Regions from separate parts of the Mus musculus genome. Here regions 1 and 2 are each linked to region 3. The links are chromatin loops, found by intact Hi-C in ENCODE. Cell type or tissue: left cerebral cortex. All regions are shown on one strand.

Evidence for each region. Peaks named below come from ENCODE experiments on the same cell type or tissue, not always from the same donor. Only the 100,000 strongest peaks of a DNase experiment are listed, where the experiment ranks them.
Region 1: it touches region 3 in a loop (9-fold over the local background); 7 of 42 quality-filtered maps call a loop at or near these places.
Region 2: a loop joins it to region 3, with 2.7 times the contacts of the local background. A loop is called at or near these places in 2 of 42 quality-filtered maps.

What each region holds. Positions count from the first base shown.
Region 1 is chr8:93,587,329-93,595,328 of GRCm38, forward strand. It overlaps Gm26843 (a long non-coding RNA gene), which reads right to left. Exons shown (of 10, transcript XR_003947433.1): 9 at 880-1,001. Among named protein-coding and RNA genes, the nearest start is that of Ces5a, 55 kb to the left of the region's middle. In left cerebral cortex, a CTCF peak has its summit at 4,708 (motif pointing right); a DNase peak (open chromatin) is centred at 4,720; H3K27ac peaks cover 774 bases.
Region 2 is chr8:94,202,508-94,210,507 of GRCm38, forward strand. No RefSeq gene overlaps it. Among named protein-coding and RNA genes, the nearest start is that of Nup93, 8.1 kb to the right of the region's middle. In left cerebral cortex, a CTCF peak has its summit at 3,462 (motif pointing left); DNase peaks (open chromatin) are centred at 3,444, 3,968, 6,687, 7,434 and 1 more place; H3K27ac peaks cover 1,538 bases.
Region 3 is chr8:93,806,646-93,814,645 of GRCm38, forward strand. Gnao1 (guanine nucleotide binding protein, alpha O) reads left to right here and starts at 4,193. Exons shown (of 9, transcript NM_010308.3): 1 at 4,193-4,808; 2 at 5,006-5,048. The coding sequence starts at 4,691. 4930488L21Rik (RIKEN cDNA 4930488L21 gene) reads right to left here and starts at 6,910. Exons shown (of 1, transcript NR_026888.1): 1 at 5,049-6,910. In left cerebral cortex, no CTCF peak of the experiment used is centred here; DNase peaks (open chromatin) are centred at 1,374, 3,711, 3,983, 4,783 and 6 more places; H3K4me3 peaks cover 4,663 bases; H3K27ac peaks cover 4,943 bases.

The sequences.
Region 1 (8,000 bases), 220 kb before region 3:
GCCTGACTCGGATTCGGTAACATGCCCCACTAACATGGAAACCTCAGAGTGTACTTCAAGATCTAACATGAGACCTTACCCTTCTGGAGAAGTCTCTCTAACCAGCCGCTGTCCCCAGCAGGGCTGGGCATCCCCTTCTTTGACTTATCCTGCCAGGAGCATAACACTAGTCCAACCATAGCCCTAAGTAGCATGTGCCTCTGAGTCTCACTCTCCCTGGGCTGGGAACTCCTGGAAGGCATGGACCATTGATTGGGCTGCCAAGTTCTTCCCAACACAGTGTAGGACATGGAAGCGCTCAACCCACCCCCTCCCCTACCCCCCACCCTCCCCTGATGATGCTGCCAACACCTTCACACCTCAGACCTTGCCTGACAAAAACTCACTTGTACCTCAGGGACTGCCTGAGGGAAGAGTGACAGAAGGAAGTGACTGTACCACAGGGGAATATCCACGGCAGGAAGATCTGCTGCAGAGCATAGCTGCTACTCTGCAGTTAATTCCCCACATGACCTTGAGAAGAGTCATCCCCCAAGGGCCCTCCTCTCCATCAGCAAAACTATCCCTATGGTCCCCGGCTCCTAATAATCTGCTAGGCACATGCTACACCTATGCACCAAACAAGTCACCTTTCCCATAATTTAAGATTTTAATTTAATTTTAACAGATATAGCAAAATACGATGGAGAAACTATATTCCTTTTCCCATTCCTGTTGTCTTTTCCCCCTCCACTTCAAATCATTTCCCTCTTTTTGAATATTGAGTCCCATGAGTAAATACACGTCATCATCTCTGAGCTGCCAGCAATGTAGATTTTGTAGGTACCAGCAAAAGAGGGAGCAGCCATCCTTTCGGTCCATCACTGGACACTGTCTTACCTTTCAAAGTAGGATGAGTTCTGGCCATCGATAATAGGCCCTGGAGCACCGCTCGCCTTTCATGTCAACCTCGCCAGCTTCTCTCTCTGCTCACTGTTCATGCTGAGATTCTCCAAGGACAACTGTGTTTGGAGAACCATGAAATAAGTTATTTGCCCTTTCAAGGAAGTGAGCGCTATTCTCAGGCTTAAAGAAGGCAATGGATTCCTGGAATCCTGGCTGGGAAACTTACGGAGTTGAAAGGAAACTTAAAACACACAGATGCAGTCAAGGAGACTGAGACTCCTTTATATGAAATGATAGAAATACCAACTAATTTTGGCTAACTTGGAGAAAATGGTTCGTTGTCCGATCTGGCTTGGTTTGGTTTGGTTTAAAAGCCAAAAATGTAAGAAACATCTACTGACGTCAGGAATGACATGAAAGGGAAAGAGTGAGAGAGAGAGAGAGAGAGAGAGAGAGAGAGAGAGAGAGAGAAGAAACAGTGTGGGGGTGGGTAGAGAGGTACAAAAAAAGGATCTCAGAGAAATTTGGGGAGGGGAAATGATTAAAATATATTATATGAAAAAATCTTTTCAAAACATAATAAATAAAATCAGAGGAGAGTCTGATTTTAAATATGAAGAAAATAAAAAAATCTTCAACAAATGGATAGCTCCCATGAGTGGTTACAGTAACGTTCTCCCTAACAAGGGAAAAGATGCATTCTTTTTAAGAGTGCATTAAGCTCATGCCAGTGGAAGCCAGAGGCATGGATCTTGGAACACACACTAACCAGTTCAGAATAACGGCCACATCAAATACATTCCAAGCTGTAGCAGAATTTATTTGGATTATCAGTAAGAAAGATAAGAGAGGGAGAGAGGAAGGGAGGGAGGGAGGGAGGGAGGGAGGGAGGGAGGGAGGGAGGAAGAGAGGAAGGAAGGAAGAGAGGAAGGGAGGAAGGAAGGAAGGAAGGAAGGAAGGAAGGAAGGAAAAGAAGAAAGGAAGGAAGGAAGAAAAAGAAGGAAGGAAGGAAGGAAGGAAGGAAGGAAGGAAGGAAGGAAGGAAGGAAGGAAGGAAGGAAGGAAGGAAAAAAAGACTGTCAAAAAGAAATTGGAAAATACTTGAAGTGAATTGAAATTGACATACAGCATACCCAAGTTGGCAAAAGGCATCTAAAACCTGGGGAGTGTAGGGTTGATGGATGTTGTCTCCTTAGATGTGTGTGTGTTAGGAAGAAGAAGCATCTCAAAGAGGTAGCCTGGGAGTCTACAAGAAATTTAAAACAAAACAAAACAGACTAACCCCAAAAAATCAGAAAGAAAAGAGCACAGTATGAAGAGAAGGCTAGAGAGACTGCTCAGCAGCTCTGAGCTCTTCCAGAGGACCTGAGTTCAGCTCCCAGCACCCACAGAAAGTCCTCATGGGCACCTACACATGTGACAAACAGACACTTAAAAGGAAACAAAGATAAATCTTTTGGAAGAGCACAATAAAGCTACTGTAAAAACTAAAAATTTAAAAGGAATACAATAGATCGATCAGGCTAAGAGTTCTTTAGTTAATGCCTCTTATGCCCTGATCTTGGGAGCTACTGTATGTTCAGTAATCTAGGCAATGTGGGTCAATCAGCGGGCACATGGGTCACGGGCTACTGTAATGTTCCATGTTTAGTCTAGGGGGTATGTGTCAGCCACAGGCTGACATGAAGACAGTGTGAAGGAGGTTTGAGGACATCGGACTCTTCTGCATTTGATTATGGCAGTGGATATATGAATCTATACAGGAGTTAAAACCCATGGGATTGTATAACTCCTGAATAGTTGGTGCTGCTGTGACCTGTATAGCCTTGGTTTCCATTTAATTTACTTAGCACAAGCTTTTTTTTCCTCTATTACTTTAAAAAGATTTTATCTTAAAAATCAACTCCCAAAGTGTTAAGCCAGCTCAGTGGGGATAAGAAAATGTTTTTGACAAGTGATGCTCGAAGGACTCTCATCCGTGTGGAATCCTGAGTCCCCCTTCTCTACCCATGAAAATAACTTCAGGCAGATCACCGGCCTAAGCACAAAGCTGAAAACCATGAAACTTCCCAAAGAAAACGCCAGGGGAAATAAATACCTGCAGTCTGAGCCTGAACAAAGATGATCTGAGAACATTAAAAGAACCCTAAATGTGAATCAAAACAGTAGATCACGGGACTTAGTTCTTTTTTTTTTTAATCCGTGCTTTTAAGAAGACATCATCTGGACAATGAAGTAGGAAACCTCAAATTTGGAGAATGAGTTGTAAAACTGTATACCTGACAAAGTTGTATCAAATATATAAAGAGCTCCGACAAATCAATAATAAAATATCAGGACAGCTTTTTTAAAAGTGGGTAAGAGCATGGAGGCTACCTCACAAAGGAAGATTATTAATAAGATTAATAAGACACAATTAAATCCATGGCATTTTAGCTGTGGGTGTGAATCCTTACCCACCATTAATGATTATCATGGAAAACACTGGCAACACAAATATGGAGTCTGTGGGCCAAAGGGCACTGCCATGCCTCTATTAAATGAATACTAAATGATGCAGCTGTCTCAGGCAACTGTTTGACAGTTTCTTCTGAATGTATGCTTCTAGGGATCACGTGCTCACAGTGGTGAGCCGGACTGGAAACCCTGAGAGGAGAGCAGAGCGTGGTCTCCCATTGAGGATGCTCTATCTCGGGTTTTGGTTTAAGATGATTACAATCAGCCTGGCACGCGCCACTTAAGAGACACAAGCATCTGGTGACTATTAACTAAACTCAGTCATGAAAAAGGAAATAAGCCATTTGTGGATACAGTGCGTTGTGCAAATCACTTTACCCATTCTCCAGTACTCTCATTGGTTCTTCCTAAGAACCCAGAGATGGTTTTACAAACACAGAACCTAGAAGATCCAAAGGCCAGCGTGATTCCCAGAGCCACACCCCAAGCTTTGGCCAGAGGACCGCAAGAAAGTAGGAGCTGGGACCCCACATCTGAAGTCCCTCACATATTGCCTTGGTTTCCAAGCTGCATCTCCCTCGCTCTCGGGTGTTGCAAGTTTGCCCAAGGGGCACAGTAAATATCATTCTCCGCAGTTTCCATTACTTGACTCTGTCCATAAATTCAAATTCTGCGTAGTTTCCCTGAAACGTTTGAGAACGGCAGCCGCCGGAAATGCCAAAGCATGAACAGGTGTGGCTTCCTTCCTCGTTTGAAATTTCCCGTTTTCACGCTTGCCAAGCGCTAAGAGACTCCCGACATAGCTACTAATGCTGAGTGTGCATGAGAGAAAGAGGACTGGGAAGGGACAGGCTAAAGTCAAGGTCTGCCGCCAGCCACCAAGTGACGTCATCCTAGGCATTCCCCATCTTTGACGTCACCCTAGGCGTTCCCCATCTTTGAGTGTCAGTTTCCTCACCTGCAATGCAAGGAGCCTGGACCGGAGGGGTTTTCTGTAAGCATTTGTGGCTGCAGGTTTAGTATTCTGCTATAACCTCTCATACTAGCATTTCTTAGACCAAAGGAAAAATGAGGTGCCATTGGGCTGAAAGAGACTCGCCTCTGTATATCCTTGATTGATCATCTTCCAATCCCGTGTCCAAGGAGAGATAAGGAATCAGGCAGTCTCACTGTGTTGTGTGGGCAGGAGGGGGGAGGGTTAAGAGAGAGAGAGAGAGAGAGAGAGAGAGAGAGAGAGAGAGAGAGAGAGAGAGAGAGAGAGACTTGGGGGGATTTATTTGGTTTGTCTGCCTGGATAAAGCCTCTCCCCAGGCCCAGAGCATCTTTCTCCATGCCGGTGCAGTGCCGTCTTTACCACTAGGTGGCAGTAGCCGTCACTTGACAAAGAAAAGGGTGTGGGAAGAGCCAGGGGACCTGCCTGCTTGGAGAAAACTAGGCCAAAGCCTGCTTGTTACATCACTTCTAATCGAAACAGCAGGTTACGTCTGGATTTTTCTTTATTACAGGCAACAATGCTAGGAAGCTTCCTGGCTCCTGTGCATTTCAACACTAAATGTTCGACCTGAAATCAGACATGCAATTCCCAGACCCTGGGCTTGGCAGCAGCAGCCCTGCCTACTTTTCCCTGTGTGCAGGTTTCCCTTCCCGAGGCTTCTTGCTGCCTGCCCCATCACGCTCACAGTCATACTTAAAATGTAGCTCTTGCCTTACATTTTAATCGGTTTCCTTCACCAAGTACTTACTGGCTAATACCACTTAGAATGGAGTAGTTATTTACTGAGCACTGAAGTGATTTGAATATAAAATGTCTCCCACAGGCTCCTGTGTTTGTTAAATGCTTGGTCCTCAGCTGGTGGCACTATTTAGGGAGCTCCTCCCCCTCTCCCCAAGTAGTAGGTCACTGGGAAATGCCTTTAAAGGTTATACTGGTACCAGCCCCTTGCTTTCTCTCTGCTTCCTGTCTATCAGGAGGTGTACAGCTTCCTCCTCATACATTCTAGCCATCACCATGCTCAGAACAAAGTCCTTGGGACCACACAACCATCAACCATCGGCTGAACCTTCTAGAACTATGAGCTAAAACACATCCTTCCTCCTCAGACAGTGTCCTCTCAAACAGTTGGTCAGTGCTAACAAGCTGTCTAATAAGTGTTCTTACTAGGTGCAGAAGCATCATTTGAAATAAGGTTCATATTAATGGCCCTGAGATCAGTAGCTTCCCTATGGCCCTACAATAAGGCAGTGTTTGAGCCCTGCTCTGTGTGCTTCCAGGGACTCGCCCCCTCCCCCCATCTGCTCTTCCTACAAAGAGAAATTGGGCTGCCAAAGGCAAGGGGGCATCAAACACTCCGGGAACCTATAAGTTCCAATGTGGCTACAATTCGGCCACCTCAACCCATGCCATTCAGATCTCAGTGGGTTTGTTCTGTAGTTAGATCCGGTGCTCACTGAGGCCCTGTGATGGAATTCACTGTTTGTTGAACCTGAAGCAGCAGCACCCCTAAAGCAAAGACAGTTTAATTGGTCAGTATTTGCCATGCCTGCCTAGTTACCTAAATGACCTGGGGGGGGGTAACCTAAAAGTGTCGGTCTTTGGACCCCAATACAGATCCGCTGAAACCACATCTGCCTAGCAATCTAATTTTTTTAGCAAGTGAATCAGATGATTCTAAAGGATCAGAAAGTTAGGGTACCACCCTGGGTGGTTGTCATGGCTCCCAGCCCTGTCCCAGTCGATCCCACCACCACCACTGGATGGACTCTTGGCCCAACTCTACAGACTCTGCAAACCTGCCCTCTGCCTCCAGCCCAGCTCCTCGAGCCTCCCCAGCCCACAAGCATGTGAAAATGCCTTCCTTCCTGCTGGGCACTTAAGTTCTCAGGGGAGCTGAGATGGCTTAAATAATGAATGGAATTTTCAGCAGCATTTGGAATTCACTTAAGCAAAGGAAACTCAATAGCCAGAGCGCTCCTTAAGATCCATCCTTTCTCTGGGTGGGAAGGAAGCCGGACAGCTTCTCCCTGATTTCCTAACATACAGATCAGGATACTTCAGTCAGACTTGACTCCTGGCTTCCATATTGCTCATCTGGAAGCTATCATTTCTTCCACTGCCCTAGTGGAGATTTTGAGAATCCCTGAGTTCAGATGGTATTTCAGACCCTGGGGCAGGATGACTGACCCCTATATCTCCATGGAAATCTTCATAGAAACAAACAAACAAACAACAAAGAAGCCCCCAGGCACCACCTAGCCCAGTCCTCTGTCTTCTGATCGAAATCTTTCTTTGCTGTTCCTAATTAAAGTTATCAGAAAGCATTAAATGAGCACAGTTTGCTGGGTGGTGTATTTGGGTTGGTTGGTTAGTTGGTTGGTTAGTTGGTTGGTTGGTTGGTTGATTGATTTTTTTGGTTTGTTTGTTTTTGGTTTTGTTTTGTTTTGTCTTTTGATTGTCTTGTGTTTTTTGTTTGTTTGGTTGGTTTTTTTGATTGTTTGTCTTCTTCCTGCCACAGTCTCTATCTCAGGCCCCGGAAATAACCTCACTCACCAGAACCAGACCTGACCTTTATATCGCTAAACCAAGCCTTTGGGTTAAGGAAGTAATGTGTGAAGAGTTAATATCCCTGCCTGGGCTGAAAGACTGCTGTATCAGTCAGCAATTGATGTAATAACAACACATAACAACTACCCCAATACCTGGTGACTCAGAGCACAACACAAACCAGCCCCAGTCCCACTGCAGTGCCCTCCTGGACATCTTTCCAGCCCTTGCTCCCCTCCTGTTTGCAGACTCATCAAATAGTATCACAGAACAATCTTGCCAGCCTGGTGATTCTCTTTCTGGTTTCAGGCACATGACAAAAAATTCTAAGACACGATGAGACCATATAAAATTAGAAAGAGGCTGGAGAGAAAAAAAAGACAAAACAAAACATGTAAGCTGCAGAGAAACCAAGGACAGTGACAAACTGAAATGCACAGGAAGGGCTGGAGGATGGAAGGGGGGAGCACTGTACCCAGATCTTAATTAAAATATACAAATTGTAAAAAATAAAATTTTTAAAAAGTCCTAAAAGAAAATTCTAACTAAAATCCTAAGGTATATAAGGATGTAAATGCTCAGACAGAGAAGAAGGATAATCCTGTCAGAAAGCAAGAAATAAAAGAAAAAATAACGGATTTTAATATTTTCACCAGAGAGAAACTGGACACAAGTCAGCATAGGTCAATAGCTCAAAGTGCATCAGCCTTTTACGATGGGTTAAATGTACGAGAACACAACTTAATATGAATAAAATGTGCTCAACACTGACAGAAGGAAGTGTTTCAGTAAGTGTGAATGGGTCAAAATTCCTACTGAGTGACAGAGATTGTTAAAGTAGAATCTTAATATAAAATACAGCTAAATGTGGCTTATTAGTCATATACAAAGCAAAACCTCACTAAAAGAGTGGAAAATGTATTTATGCCAATTCTAATTAAAACAATGTACTCCGAGGATAATTATGAGTTAAGGTGAAGATGAAAGGAGCTAGGGAAGAGCTATTCCAACTTGATGAAATAAACTATCAAGGGGTTGGGTGTAACTCAGAGGCAAAGTGTTTGACCAGTATCAACAGCGGCCTTTGTTTAATCCTAGCACCACAAAAGCAGATATGC
Region 2 (8,000 bases), 400 kb after region 3:
CATTGTATAACGGCAGAAAGAGGTGTTTTGTAACTTCATCAAAACATTCTGGTATTTTTGGTTTGTTTGTTTTTGTTCTTGTTTTTGAGTTAGTGTGCAAAACAATGTAATAACTTTCAATCTTGGTTTCTTTTTTTTTTTCTTTTCTTTTCTTTTTTTTTCTCCCGAGACAGGGTTTCTCTGTATAGCCATGGCTATCCTGGAACTCACTTTGTAGACCAGGCTGGTCTCGAACTCAGAAATCCGACTGAGACAGGGGTTAATCCCAGTTCTGGGTCTTCTACCAGGTGTGGCGCCTTAGCCTTCTGGCCTGGACCCCAGGCCTGTGGATATCACTTGCTAGCCACTAGAGAACAAAGCCAGACACACAGTGGAGTCTTTTTGTTTGTTTGTTGGTTTGGTTGGTTTTGTTTATGGTTTTTTTTTTTTTTCCCCCCTGAGACAGGGTTTCTCCATGTAGCTCTGGCTGTCCTGGAACTTGCTTTGTAGATCAGGCTGGCCTTGAACTCTCAAGATATGCCTGCTTCTGCCTCCCAAGTGCTGGAACGAAAGGCATGAGCCACCACCATCCAGCACAATGGAACCTTATTAAACACATCTCCATGAGGACAAACACTGGTGGTGGCACTCTGGGGAGGCAGGGGTGGGAAGGAAAGGATGTATTCTTTTTTTTTTTTTTAAATTTATTTATTTACTTATTTTTTTCAGTGCTGGCAATCGAATCCAAGACCTCAAACATGCTAGGTAAACCTTTACATTTTGGGACAAGGTCTCATTAAATTGCCCAAGATTGGCTTCGAACTACACTTTGTATCCCAGGATGGTCCGTTTCCTTTGTAACACACTCAGAACAATGTAAATTCTAGCAATGTTTCTCATTACCCATGGAGGAGCAGGAAGGCTTCCAGGGGGCAGTTGAACAAAGGAGAGTGATTGACAAGCACAAGCCAAGGATGCCCACATTCCACTCCTGTGGGCCAACGTGGTCTGCACCTACTATGGGGGCTTTTCCTGAGCTTAAAGAACACCAAGAAGGGAGCAGAAGGGAGCGACTGGCCATGGAGAAGAGCTGGGAACCAGGAAACCTGCAGTGAGGCCTGGGAGAGTAGACTCTAGACACCATGGACTCTATGTTACAAGAGAGTGGGAGAGTTTCATTCTTCTTTTTAAAACTTATTTATTTGAGATAAGGTCTTGCTAGGTAGCCCTGGCTGGTCTGGAACTTGCTTGTAGCCCAGGCAGGCTGGCCTCAAACTCACAGAGATCTGCCTGCTTTTGCCTTTGCCTTCAAGCTCTGCCATTAAAGGTGTGCATGACCATGTTCAGCTTAATTGTACTTTTATATATTTATTTTTATCACTGCTGGGCTGCAGCCCAGAGTTTCCCCCCTACATGAAAGCAATGGTAGGAAAGTACTCTGCAACCAACTTATACCTCAGCCCCTTTCCTCATCTCTCCTCCAGCCTCCCCCAACTTTGATAGCTCAAGTCATAAATGCTCACGGCAGGAGACTCATAAATTATAGGAAAGAACTAAGACCATCTCCCATCCATGGAGATTCCTAGCTAGCATCAGTGTATGTTCATGGAGAGTATTTTAGATGTTATTAATTTTTAATTATGCAGAATACATGAATACATTCTTGTGAAAAATTCAAACAGTCCAGTTGGTCTCCACTTCTCATAAGCAGCTAGCTCTACCCCTGGCTGCTACTTCCGGCCCTTGCCAGGTAAGCACTTAGCATTCCTGCAGATCGTTTCTGTGCTCTCTGGGAATGTAGACAGCTTTTCTTTTGTTCATTTCCCATTCTTTTTCTGCCATGCTGAGATAAGACTCAGGACCTCTCGAATAGAATACTTTTAAAAATTAGAGTTACATAACAAATTTGGCTTTGTGTCTGTATTTTTCCATCTCACTGGTGAATTCCTTTCTTGTCTGGTTCTGTGGGCACCTATGAAAAAATAATATTTTATGTGGCTTTCTTTTTGAAACAGAAAGCAGAGAGGAGATCACTGCAGGCTTTGGCAGGTGTGCCAACCTTTGGGAAAAGCCAAATTGCTGCAGAAGAGGGAACAGGGTAGAGTCCTGGCTGCTGTTTTTGTCGAGGTCAGGTGCTGGGTGACGGTGGCACACGCTTTTATAAATCTCAGGGCTCTGGAGGCAGAAGCAGGCAGATCTCTGTGCGTTCAAGGCCAGCCTGGTCTACAGAGCTAGTTCCAGGACAGCCAGGACTACAGAGAGAAACCCTGTCCGTGTTACGGGGGAGGGGGAGTGTAGCATTTTCCTTCTCAGAAGAATGAGGCCTGACCTGCACAGCCTTGCCTGCTGCCATCCCACTGCTGGGCAGACAGAAAGACATTCAAGACTGCAAGCCATACTCTTTTACCATACCACATACTGTGTGTTTGGTTTTCTGGCAAGTTGGCTGTAAGAACTCAAATCTTTAAAAATGTAGACTGTTGGAAAAGATGGCTAGATAGAGCTGCGGGAGCTGCTGTTGCTGGCAGGAGTAATTACTCAGTGGGCCGCCCTGGTTAAAGCTGAGCAGGAGTAAACCCTGAACTTGTGTTTTTCATTGATTGGACACACACCATTCCCAAATTAGCATCCTTCTCTGCCCTGTGGTGGTTGTCCCAAGATATGAGCTTTCAGCTGCTTCTACAGCACCAAGCCTGCAGCCTGCTCCTCGACATGATGGTCAGGGACTCACCCTCTGAAACGATAAGCAAGCTCCCATTTAGACTCTTTCTGTTATAAATAGCCTTGATCATAGAGCAAGAGAGCAAAGAACCCTTTTTGCTGTTGTCAGTAGGTAGAACTACCCACGGGGCCAGCCCAGTTAAAGCCAAGCACTGTGAGGTAAGGTGGGAGGAACTGGAGTTCAAGGTGATCTCTTGATTGATAGTTCAGGGCTAGCTTGGGTTGCCTCAATGGGAATGCCTTAAGCCTGCTCCGGCTTTATTTTGTTTTGTTTAATTTTTTTTTTTTTTTTTTTTTTTTTTTTTTTGAGACAGGATCTCAACAAGCTGCCTACGCTGGCCTACGCTCACTATATAGCTCCAGGCTGCTCTTGAACTCACGGACTGCTACCCCAGTCTCCCGATATCACAGCCTTCAGAGAGTGTGAGCTTGCATATGGGTCAACTCTGACTCCCGGTGGCTCTGAATCTGCCTGTGGCCGGAGTTTATCACTCATCTCTCATAGCCAGCGAGGTTGGAAAAGGTTTAGATGTCACAGCCGAGCTGAAATGACTGACCACCAGGAAGAGAACCTACAGAAGAGCTGGTTCCCTCTAACACTGCGTGCCACTCAGGCTTGTTGTCCCTGTTTGGTTCAAATGCTAGTGCCCTGTTCTGTTTAAAAGTCTTGCCCCTGCCTTCAATGCTGGCTGGAGTGTGGCTGGCTGGAGTTCCAAGGTCCATCCTCCGCTAGCAGTCCTTGAGCACCCCCTAATGGACAGAAAGCTGAACTGCCACACTGCGGCCTTCCAGGGCTAAGACCTCCGTGGACACTAGGGAAGCTTGTAGGATGTTTGACAGTTTTGTCCTAGTGAGTGAGGTGGGGAAGCTTCTTTTCCTACTCAGCTCTATAGATCTGTAAAAACAGGCTTTGGCAGAAATAAAAACAACTAATATTTTTGAGTGCCTACTGTATACAAGGCTGTGGTTTCAGCCAGCTAGCCAGCCAGTCAGCCTGCCTGCCTACCTGCCTGCCTGCCTGCCTGCCTGCCTGCCTCCCTCCCTCCCTCCCTCCCTTCCTTCACTGGAACTTGAACCCAGGACCTTGCACATACACGCACTCTCCCAGCGAGCTGCACCCTCAGCACCCTATGTTGTTAACATAATGCCCCTTCCCAGTAGCTTATGGCTATTCTTATAAGAATACCTACTCTGTGTGGAGCTAACTTCCTACTGAATGTGGTGGTGCATGGCTGTGATCCCAGAACTCAGAAGGACAAGGAGAGAGGATTAAATGTAAGACCAGATGGAGTTATACACATTCACACACACACACACACACACACACACACACACACACACACGCGCGCGCGTATATATTCATTCATTCCATAAGTTCTGTTCCTTTAGAGTACCCTGGCTAATACATTTTATTTCGTTTTTTGAGACAGGGTCTCTGTGGCCCCAGAGGGCATGGAACTCATTATGTAGACTAAGTTGGACCCTCTGCCTCTGTCTCTGTCTCTTGAGTGCCAGGATTAAAGGCTTATAAAACTATGCCTTGTGGAATGCCAGGGCCAGGAAGCTGGAGTGGGTGGGTTGGTGAGCAGAGGGTGGGGGGAGGGGATGGGGGTTTTCCGAGGGGAAACCAGGAAAGGGGATAACATTTGAAATGTAAATAAAGAAAGTATCTTAAAAAAACAAAACAAAACTATGCTTTGCAGAAGCGATTACTTTTCTTCCTCCTCTCCCTCCTCCTCCTCTCCTTCCTCCTGTTCCTCCTCCCCTTCCCCCTTCTTCTTCAAGGCAGGGTCTAATGTTGTAGTCCCAGGCTGGCCCTGAACTCCTGGCAGTCCTACTGCCTCAGCCTCCTAAATGCTGGATTTATAGAATTAAGTTCTTTGATTTCTGAGTACAGTGATGGCTACAGTCTAGCCCTGTTTTGTTTTTTGTTGTTTTTTCCTTTGCTTCTTGGAGATACTTTCCTTTTGTCATTTTTCCCCCTTGAAACATCAGCTGCAAATAGTCAACCACAACATAGCCCACAACATAGCCCACAACATAGCCCACAACATAGCCCACAACATAGCCCACAACATAGCCCACAACATAGCCCACAACATAGCCCACAACATAGCCCACAACATAGCCCACAACATAGCCCACAACATAGCCCACAACATAGCCCACAACATAGCCCACAACATAGCCCACAACATAGCCCACAACATAGCCAGGTGGGCCTCAAAACAGACAGCTCTGTGGAAAGAACACAATTGAAAATGGAGGGTAATTTGAGCCAATCAAGAAGGCAGAGTCCCCTGGAGATAAAAGTTTCCACAAAACCCAAAATCACATCTCCCAAGCTCCCTTGGTTCATGTTTTACCCACAGATGAGCCTTCCTGTCGGGGAAACAACATTTTTCCCCCCAAATCTGGAATAATGAAAAGAGAGAGAGGGAGAGAGAGAGAGAGAGAGAGAGAGAGAGAGAAAGGCTCCAAGCCTTGTCAATCTAGTTCATGTTTCTTTTTGGCAGATTCAGCATCAGTGACAAATTGCCCAATCTGACATAAACAAAGTTGACAGACATTGGCAGAGTGTCTCTACACAGCAGCAAAGGAGACATGTGTGGGATGATCGGGTTCCCTCCCCTCCCCCATTTTTTCTTTTCCAACCAACCATCAATATATTTAATAACAAATAAAACAACTAGATATTTGGAAGAAAAAAAAAAAAACCCTACCCTTCACAGCGCTGTTCAAATCCCAGCAACCACCTGGTGGCTCACAACCATCTGTAATGGGATCTGACACCCTCTTAAGGCGTGTCTGAAGACAGCTACAGTGTACTTAGGTATAAAACAATAAATAGATTTTTTTTAAGAATGCATGTAAATTCTATTGCCTCATTTGATGATCTTTGCAGTGTCAGCAGGGCCTTGGGCAGACTGGGAAGGCACACAACCCCTGCCTGAGCTATGGCCTTAGCCCAAGTCTATACTGAACTGGATTTTTTTTTAAAGACTTATTTATTTTATTTACATGGATACACTGTCGCTGTCTTCAGACCCAGCAGAAGAGGGCATCGGATCCCATTACAGATGGTTGTGAGCCACCAGGTGGTTGCTGGGAATTGAACTTGGAACCTCTGGAAGAGCAGTCAGTGCTCTTACCCGCTGAGTCCTCTCTCCAGCCCGATGAACCAGATTTTACTGAGAAACAATTTCATGCCATAAAACGCACGAATCCTACCATGCAGCTCAGTACAGTTTTGCATATGTGGACTGCTGTACGCGCATGCTCACCACAAGGCTCTCTTCATCACATCAACATTTCTAGGAAAGACTATTCCCAACCCTTTCACTGCAGACCAGCGAGGTGTGTTCCTCAGCTTGATGTAACTGGGGTCTCACATTATTGCTCTTATACGTCTGGCTCTGGGCCGACAGCGGTTTAGGAGACCCACCAGGCAGCAATCTGTATAGCCATGCCACCGTCCACACACCCCTTCAGTTCTTGTTGATGGACCATGGAAAACTAGCTGTTTCCAGTTTTGAGTTGTTATGAATAAAGCTGCTATGTACATTTTGATAGAAGCATTTCTGTGTAAACACATTCCCGTGCCCCTGTCTCTTAGGTAAGTAAATATGTAGTGGCAGAATGGCTGGGTCTTGGGTGGTAATGTACATACGTACTTACGTGCGTGCGTGCGTGCGTGCGTGTGTGTGTGTGTGTGTTTAAGAGGTTGCTAGTTTTCTGGAGCTAGCTATTTCTGTACAATTTTCTGTTCCCTCTGGAAAAGAATGAGAAAGGCAGTTCTCTGACTCATACTTGTTGCCTTTGAACTGTGGCGGCCTCTGTTGTGCCGGGGTATTAGCGTTAGTATAAGGTAAGAGTCGGTGTGTTGGGATTAATACAGGACACATGGCCCTGGTCTCCATTGACTCATTCTTCTGCAATGAGCTCAACATATGGCCTTGAAGAAACGTAAACCCCCCGTTTGCCTGCTTTTACAGCACTGGTGAAATGAGACCATTACTGATGCCACTCCCCAACAGCCACTGTATGTGTTGCACGAGGACAATTCTTGTAGAGGCCTCTCGTCCCAGAACATTGCACAGAGTTGGTGCTCAATTGTTGATTCCTATGGTATTTATCGACTTGCAGACTCTTGGGTCTGCTCTTTAACAGATCCCAGTTGGAGAGAACAGCTTTAGGTATCTTAGGCTCTGTCAGGTTTGACAGCATCCGAAGATGTGATTTGCATTATGGAGTAGGGACTGTCAGCTCTCTTCAACCAGACACAGCCTTCCTTCTTCTCTTTAGGCTAAGTCTGCACTAAGGATGGCAAATCGTAGGTATGGAAAGACCTGAGTCAATCAACCAGACACGCACCTTACTGCTGGACTGCTAATAGTTGAGCAAGCAAGGTTCCTCAGTGATTCAACTGATTATCCCAAACTCAAATGTCCTAGGCAGTATGGCCTGCTCCTAACAGCCTTCCACTGAGGCCGGACTTGCTCTTGGCATCCTTCACACCAGCTTCCTGGCATGCCTGCTGCCTTGCCAGGAGCTCCTGCTCCAGCAGAAGCCAATTTGCCATCCTTGATAATGTCGAATCACCTTTTGTACAAGTTGAAATTAAACCCATGCAGAGGGCAAAGCTGGTGCCTTCCCTTCTAAGCTTTTAATGTCTCTTGGAGAATACGGCTGATGGCTCAGCCGCCGATCACAAAGCTTTATGTAATTTGCTGCCACCCACTATGAAATCATTTCTGGCAGCAGCAGCTTGAGATAGGAGAGCAATCGGTGTGGTGGGGGAGGTGTCTGTCTGTCCTTTACAAAGTATTTCTAGCTTTGTACTCCATAAGGGGCTTAGTACATAATGGGGGGTGGCGGGATAGCAAAACGGGAAATCAGAATTGCGGACTTCGAACAGTGGGGGCGGGGGGGGGGCGGGGAGGCGGCGTTCGATGAGTTTTGGGTCACCAAAAACGATTTCAAACTCCACAGCTATTTTATTGAAGTGTAATGAATAATATATTCATGGCGAAATGCACAGATCTTAAATGTGCAGCTTAATACATTTTTAAAAAGTGAATACCCCCATGTGCTCGGCAGCCAGATTAAGAGGCAGAACATTTTCAGATCTGAGAAGATTCCTCCTTCCCTTCCCAGCCAACTCCCCCTTTCCACTCCAAAATAGACACCATCCTGACATCCATCACCACAGATTAGCAATTAGCTTTGCCTGGTGTGAACTCTATGCTAATGGAATCTTCCGTTTGTGTCTTCATTCTTTTCCTTCACATTCTGTGAGA
Region 3 (8,000 bases):
AAAAGACAATCCTCAGGTTCCACCTCAGGTTTACTGAGTGTATTCCAGAAGTGGAACTCTAAATTTAATTTTTAAATGTAACTTTAAAGCATCTCAGGTAATTCTATAGATAATAATGTTTGAGAGCCATGGTGGTAGTGGTCTGAGAGACGTGTGCGAAAACATGCCAGGGAAAAAATGTCAACTGGGGACATTTTTAGAGACATAGATAAAGAGAAAAGAAAGTGAGTATCTACCCAAAGCCCACCATGCTGGTTAACTGAGAGCTGGGGATCACTACTCTCTGGAAGCAGAGCAGCTTTCTGCAGCCTTTGCTGACATTCCTCTCATGGACTATGGAAGATATTCCAAGTGGCTTCCAAAATATGATGCATAGTGTGTGTGTAGCATGATGAACATTTGACTAAGGATGGGGTGAGAACTGTTTTCTGATAAAAAAAATTTCATCAGAAAAAATATAATTCTGAGAATCATATAAAACAAAACCAAAGGGAAACTGGCCTTGGTCTAGGAATCCTAGCTCCTAATGTTAGAACTCTAATTTCTTCGTTTCCACAGGAATTAATTGTGTAGCAATTTAATATAGTCAAAGGATTTTTTTATTACTTATACCTTTGGAGGAATCAAAATATGACTGGGTTTGAGATTTTGGCTTTCTGATCTGAGAATTCTTTATGTATGTATATAATGTGCTGTTTTCAACAGTTCGCAAAACAGCAAAGACTCGCTGACTCATTAATAAGTTTATTGACCATTAATAATTTATTCATGCCCCTGTGTGAGGGCTCAGCTTGCTCATCTGTAAAATGGATACCAGACTGCATCTTATTAAACCAAAATGCCCAAGGCCTTGCAAGAACTTTCTGAAATAAAGGGGTTTATTGAAGCTATTGAAGAGGCTAGGGAGAAATTCTACAACCGCCAAAGTGGGTGAATAGCTAGTTCCCCATATCTAAAAGGGCAGAGTACTTTACACGGAAAACATTGCTGCATACATACTATGTACACTGAGTTTACACTGGCTACTGATAACAAGGGTGGGTTTACCTGAAGCAATGAAGCCTTTGTGATGGGAGATCAAAGAGAAAAAGGCAGGACTTCTGGGTTGGTTAATGATGCAAGGGGCATAGACTGGTGCCTAGGCAGTCAGAGCAGCATTGAATGAAGCTTTTTAATGTACATTCAAGAACAGAAAAATGGTCTTTTGGGAGCCTGTAGCTTGCTACCCAAATAACATCCTATATCATTTCTCTTCTCTCATGTCCCCTGGCCCTTTGTAATCAAATGTAGGACATCTCAGAAGTTTTCTCTTATCAATCTGTCTTCCTGGTCTAGGCTCTTTCCACTCATCCATGATGCTTCCCACACTAGTACCTAACTGAGGTTTATGTGGGAGGATCACATGGGGGAATTTTTGTAAAAGTGCTCCGTAAGCTGTAAAGCACTATACAGATGAAGTGAATTATTATTAGTCTTTTATGGAACTCAGCCATAATGATGCAAAGTGACCCAGAAAAAGGAGAAGAAGAGGGAAAAGGAGGAGAAGAAGGAGAAGGAGAAGGAGAAGGAGAAGGAGAAAAGGAGAAGGAGAAGGAGGAAGAAGAAGAAGAAGAAGAAGAAGAAGAAGAAGAAGAAGAAGAAGAAGAAGAAGAAGAAGAAGAAGAAGAAGAAAAGAAGAAGAAGGAAGAAGAAGACGGAAGAAGAAGAAGGAAGAAGAGGAAAACAGAGTAGGCAAATCTGAAATACCTCCACAGTGCTGGAACATAATCTTACATACATAGTCAGTAGGTCAAGTACTGGGGGAACGAAGAAAAACTCAAAACACAGAGGCTTATACGTCTGCCATATCAGGACTGATAGCAAGGAGGAAGGCCAGGCACTTAAAAGTCAAGGATGGCTGCATCTTCCCATACACAACCAGAATGCCACCAGGAACATAAGGCCTTCACTTGAAAATCACTTGATATGAAAGAACACTAAATATATTTACTAGGGTATTGCCACCGCCACCACCACCACCGCCACCACCACCACCACCACCGCCACCGCCACCGCCCTGTCCCAGGGCAGAGTGAAACGGTGATCCTTACCTTCGGTCCATCAAATGCAGTCTTGTACAAATGGCAGTGAAATTTTTTTCTGAATCTGGTTCACAGTAGATCTAGGCAACTGTCCCCAGCAACCTCTGCAGGAAGCAAGGTCTATAGAATATTGGGCACCTGAGATCTCTGTTTTCGATCTGGAAGGACAAGTTTAATGATACTTGATTTTTAAGCCAAACCAGATTCATCTTCTAATAGTTTCCCCACCCAACACAAAGAGGAAAGAAAATAGAGGAGGGATTATTTATGTGCTGTATAAAATAAATCTATAGAATTTTTTGTCGGTTTCCTAGAATAGGTAGGTATGACTCAAATTTAAATATTCCAATTATATTACATATACTTTTGACACAGACATTTGTCGAATGAGACAAACATACATTGGGAAACACCAAACTTATGAAAAAAAAACATGCAGGAGAAAAAATATTTTCTTCTGAGTGGGTCTTAATTGCCCCTTTTCCCCCTTGCAAATATATTTTTATGCTGAGTGACATTTCCAAAATAGGATTTTCTCTCCATTGCTGAAATGAAGCAAACAAGTTTACTTTCAGAGTCACAGAAATGCCCAACTGTTACGAAAAAAGAAAGTGTTTTCCACTGGCCCCTTGCCTGTCTTTATCCTGGGCAGTCTTGCCTGTTGGCTCCTCCATCTAGGAAGGCCCCTGGGGCTGACTGGTGGAACTGATTGTAAAACTATTTTGTGCAGTAAGAATTAATGTCTTCAGGCTCTGAGACCACCCAGAACATGACCGATCTTTGGCAACTGTCTACTGTTTTCCCCAGTGCTGGGTTCGCTGTTTGCTGAATAACTGACCCTGGTTTCTGACTATCTGAGAAGATATGAAGGGTGTATTTCTTCTAGTAGTTTGTTATTTTAAGATGAAAGGAAGAAAAAAAATCTCTTATCACAAACCTATGAAGAATTCATTTTTACCGGATTATGTTCTGGGGATACAAGAATTCAAGAACCAAGGGAGGCCATCGATTCATCATATAGAGAAAAATTTAAGGGAACAAGTATTTGCTAGAGGCTTTCATGAAAGACTGTCCCTGGGCCTTTGGCATCAAGCCATCCTAGGATGGTAACCATCTCTAGCGACAGAGGTTGTGGGCATCTCGCGGTAAGGCTCACATTGGCTAAGGGAGGCAAAAACTCCTGCGGAGCAGGCCTTGCCTCTTCTCTGCCTGCTACTTTCCTCTCTACTAGCCCAGTCTCTAGACACTAGATGCTCAATAAATGCGGACCCAAATCCGTCACTGAGCCCCAGCGCGTTATTATGGAGTGAGCGGGTTTATCCTGACCCACTACCTCCTCACATCTGCGGAGGCACCATAGCTCGACTAGGGGCTACACCTCCAGCCGCGAAGGAGAACAATCGGTAAGGCGATCTGCCGGAGACACGACCCAGAGCCCGAGGGACCAGGAAGCTGGAGGCTCAGGCCCAGGGCTGGGGACCACCTGACCGCCGCGCTGGGGTTGACAGGAGGCGGGCCGGGCGCGCGAGACCCGCCGGGGTGGGGCGGGGTGGGGCGCAGGCGCGCGCCCGGCCCCAGGCCCCGCCCTCCCCAGCCCGGCACGCTCCGGGAGCCGCGGGGGGAGGGGGACCCGAGAGTGGGCGGCGCCGCGCGCGCGCGCCCGCTTGTCTGACGCGTCCCGCGGGCATGCGCGCCGCCCCCGCCCGCGCCGTCCCCGGGGCCCCCGGCGCGCGGCCCTGCTGACGTCAGCGGGCGGCTGGCGGAGCGCTGCGCAGGACCAGGCGCACTCGAGAGCTGCGCTCGCCTCGCCCCCCCCCTCCCCGCCCGCCCCGGCGCGCGCGCGCGTGCCCTGCCCTCCCTGCCCGCCTCTTCTCGCGCTCCCCGCTGGCCGCGGCTCCCTCGCGCTCTCCCCGTCTCCTGTCCGCTCCGCCGAGCGATGCGAGTTCTGGGCCCCGGCGACGCCGCCTCCCGCTAGAGAGAGCTGCACCCCCCACCCCCGGCCCGGCCCTCTGCCCAGCCCTGCCCCGCGCGCGGGGGTCGGAGAAGGCGCCGCGGACGCATCGACGGCCGAGGAGCGGCGATGCACATGCACTAGCGGCACCCCCTAACTCACTCCCTCCACACCCCGCGCCACCGCCGCCTCCACCTTCTCCGCCTCCGCCTCCTCCTCCTCCGCCTCCGGCAGCCGCGGCAGAAGGACCCACCCTGCCCCCCACCCCACCCTCCGCCGGCTCCGGCTGCGGATCCAGCCTCGACTCCTATTTTATTTATTTTGGGTCGTGCACTAGCCTCGGTGCCTGCAACCCGCGCCTCCCGGGCCCGCGGGCGCCTCCTCTCTCGGCTCCGGAGCCCCAGACCCCGGCTACCCTCACCTCGACACCCCCAGACCCCAGCCAGCCGCCGCTAATCTTCGCCGCTGGAATCTTAATAGAGGCTGTCCTTTTGGGGGGATTCTGGTCTTTCGACAATTTTGTTCCCAGCCAAGGAGAGGATATCGTGATTTTCTCCCCTTTGAGCCCAGGCTCTGCTCTGTGGGGGGGTGGGGGGCGCGCCGACCCGGGGAGTCGTGCCAGCCTAGTCGTGCGGGCTGTGGCAGGGAAGGGGCCACCATGGGATGTACGCTGAGCGCAGAGGAGAGAGCCGCCCTCGAGCGGAGCAAGGCGATTGAGAAAAACCTCAAAGAAGATGGCATCAGCGCCGCCAAAGACGTGAAATTACTCCTGCTGGGTAAGGACCTGGGTAGCCACCCCCGCCCCTCGACCCCCGCCACAGTTCCCAACCCGACTTGCGCCCTGGGAAATCTGGTCCCTGAGTTGGCAACACCTTGTGCCCAGGAGCGCCCACCCTGTGCATGCCTTGAAGCCCCCTTCCCATTTCCATGAGCTGACACTCACCAGTTTCCCCCCCTCTGTGTGTCCCAACAGGGGCTGGAGAATCAGGAAAAAGCACCATTGTGAAGCAGATGAAGTAAGTCCCTGTGTCATTGGGATTTGTACTTTTATTAAGAATAATTTATATCGTTTTTATTATCTTGCTCACCCATATTTGCTCTCCAGGCCTGGTTTTTAATTCGCGCACACACAGAAGAAACCCGAGGTTGCCTCCCCTCCCCCACTCCCTACGTTGGTTCTGGGTCCCCCACCCCAACTCCTGGGGTCGGTGTTTGCGGGGAGGGAATGAGAGCGCCTCTAGTTGTATGAATGACAGTGTCCGCCATATTGATCAGAACATCACACTATTGGCGTGCTTATGATCATAACTCTTGCTCGTGGAGTATTTCGTGTTTCACTGCCTCCATTTCTGTCTCTGCCTCATCTTCTTTCCCCTCCTCCTCCACCCCACCCCTCGAATCCCACTTCCCCCTGCTTCTCTTGAGGCAGTGATTTTGAACTTGACTAAAACATGGAGGGGACCCAGCCCTAGCAGATTGGGGTGGAGGATCAAGTGTTTGCTGTTCACGAGTTTGGTGCTGAATTCCTGGTGGCTGTGGCTTAGACGACCCCCCCCCCCAAAGCGAGCAAGGGTTAGGGGAGGGGGCGTGCACTGGGGAGAAAGGATGGGTTTCCAAGCGGATGTGACAGACACAGCCTTATCCAAGGCAGAGGTGGGAGGGTCTGTGGGGCTAAAAGCCAGTTTCATCTGCCCTCCAGCCCCTCTCCTCCCTGGCCCTCCAGCCTTTGCTCTTCTGACACCCGCAGGTTCCAGTCACTGTGTAGCCTTTATCGTTGTATTTACACTCTGTATTCTACCTTCAATGCGGATTTCAGGCCCTACTTGCCACCGCCCCCTTTCTGCCTTAGATATCAGTTTCCCCTCCTAATTAACTGGGGGTGGATTTGAGTGATGGTTGAAAATTAAAACAAAATGGGATATTCCTTCCTTTCCACATTTCCCCACTTAGGAGCCTCGCCCGTCCTTCCTCCTCTCTGGCTTGCTTCTTGCCCCATCCACTCCACGGTTCCCGGTGAGCCTCCAGGCAGCTCTGCCTGGGGAGGGGTGGCCGGCAGGGAACGGGTGCGTGCCTTCCGGGCCTCCTGGCCCTGTTTCCGTTGGCCTGTCAGTTCGGGACGGAGGAGTTCGTTAGGACCGTTTAGCGAGGATTCCATGTCGCTTTGCTGTGACACCTTCGTGCACACACAGCTCCTAATTAGAGGTTGCTGTGCTGTAAACAAAAATGATTATTTTTCAACTTGACAGAATAGCCGAAGTAATTGCATCCCGTAGGAAAACAATGGAAAATAAAAGCCCCTTTCGAGGGAAGGTGGGTGGGAGACAAATCGTGCTTGTGGTTTCAAAACCAAGAAGCAAAAATTCTTGCATGTGTAACAGGCATGACAAGCGAGTTCCAGGCGGCGCCATGATGGTAGGGAGCAGCGACTAGGAGACAGTTTCTCCCATCTGCTTGGCATGTTCTTATTTGCGTTCGAGAGCTCCCGGGGGCTTTCTTCTCACAGGCCCCTTCGGCTAGCCTCACCCTTCTGAGCCACCAGTAATTTGGCCTGGGGTTTCTCTGGGGCTTGTGCAGTCCAAATGGATGGGGAGGCGGGGCCTGGGGAATTGCTCTTTGCAACAAGGTGCATGTTGCATCTGCCTGGAGCCCTCGCGTGTCGGGAAATGCAAACCGCGCCACCTCTTTCTCCTTAGGGGCAGGTTTCGAAACTTCACAAGTCTGTAATCCACTGTGGCAGGCCGGGAGTCCGGTAGAAGCCTCGGCCTCCTGAGCCAGGGTGAGGTTTCAGGCGTTGTAAGTGGTGGACAGCGCCCAGCCGAGGCTGGAAAAGTCGATGGGGCTGAGCTTGGCTCGGCGGTGTTCGGCTCCGCTCGGCCTGACCTGGGAGCGGGGCTCGGAGGATCTCGACAGTGTTCGGAGCACAGTCGGGGTCCAAGCGGAGAGGGCCGAGCGGCTTCGGCGGCTTCGGAAAGGCCCCGAAGACATTCGGAAACCCTCGGCAGGAGGAGGGCAAAGGAGGTGGAATTGGGGGTGTGGGAGGGGATGGCAAAGAAACTTTGCATCCACCAAAGCAGCTTGCTACCTGCTCTTCCTGAACATGCCTCATAAATTAGGTTGATTTAATAAGAGGTTTAAAAATACGTATCGAGTCCCCAAAAGGGCAACTTGCCTTTTTTATTCAAAGAAAGCTTAGCTCTCTGAGGAGATCCGTGTGCCACTTTAGAATGGAAATTCCTGATTAAGTCCTGGGGCACGAAATCTTAAAGGAAGACTGAGGAGACATTCTGAGGAAAGTCCTGTGCGTCTGACTTATATTGGGTTGCACTGAGGAAGATGGGGTGAAGTGTCCGATGTTTGATTCTATTTAATCGGAAATCAGAACATTTTTCTCTTTTCCTGCATTTCTTCCTTTCTCTATTCCCACAAACACCTTTTCTGTGAAAACTGCCTGTCAAAACTGAGATTTTTTTTTTGTAATTGATTTTTTTTTTGTTTGTTTGTTTCCCTTTAAGAACAAAACGTGCCAGATCTCTTTAGGAAATCGGCTAGGTTTGATCAGAATGTCCACCAGAAATGGGTGTGAGCACGCCAGTTGTGCCACAAAAAACCCAGCTGACCTGCCCTCCTGAAGCATTCATGAATGGCAGTTTTTCCTATGAGCTGAGCCTGAAATAAATCAGATCAGGGACTTGTGCCAAGCCGAATGCAGGACTTGTTTTATTAACCACAAAATGTGAGGTTGGTGTCACTGTATCCCGGTGACAGATTCTTTGGAGTCCTCACTTCCAGAGATGGGTTTTGAGATCACCACTTGAGTGAGAGTCATTTGTAGCCGGGGAAGATTGTACTTTCTGGGTGGGGCCAGCCCAGAAAGCCTCGGTAGCATTTGCAGAAAGCAATTTCCTGTTTCCCTGTGCAATATGATTGGTGACGAGCCCGTCAGGCCATATGTGTAAGTTAATTCAGAT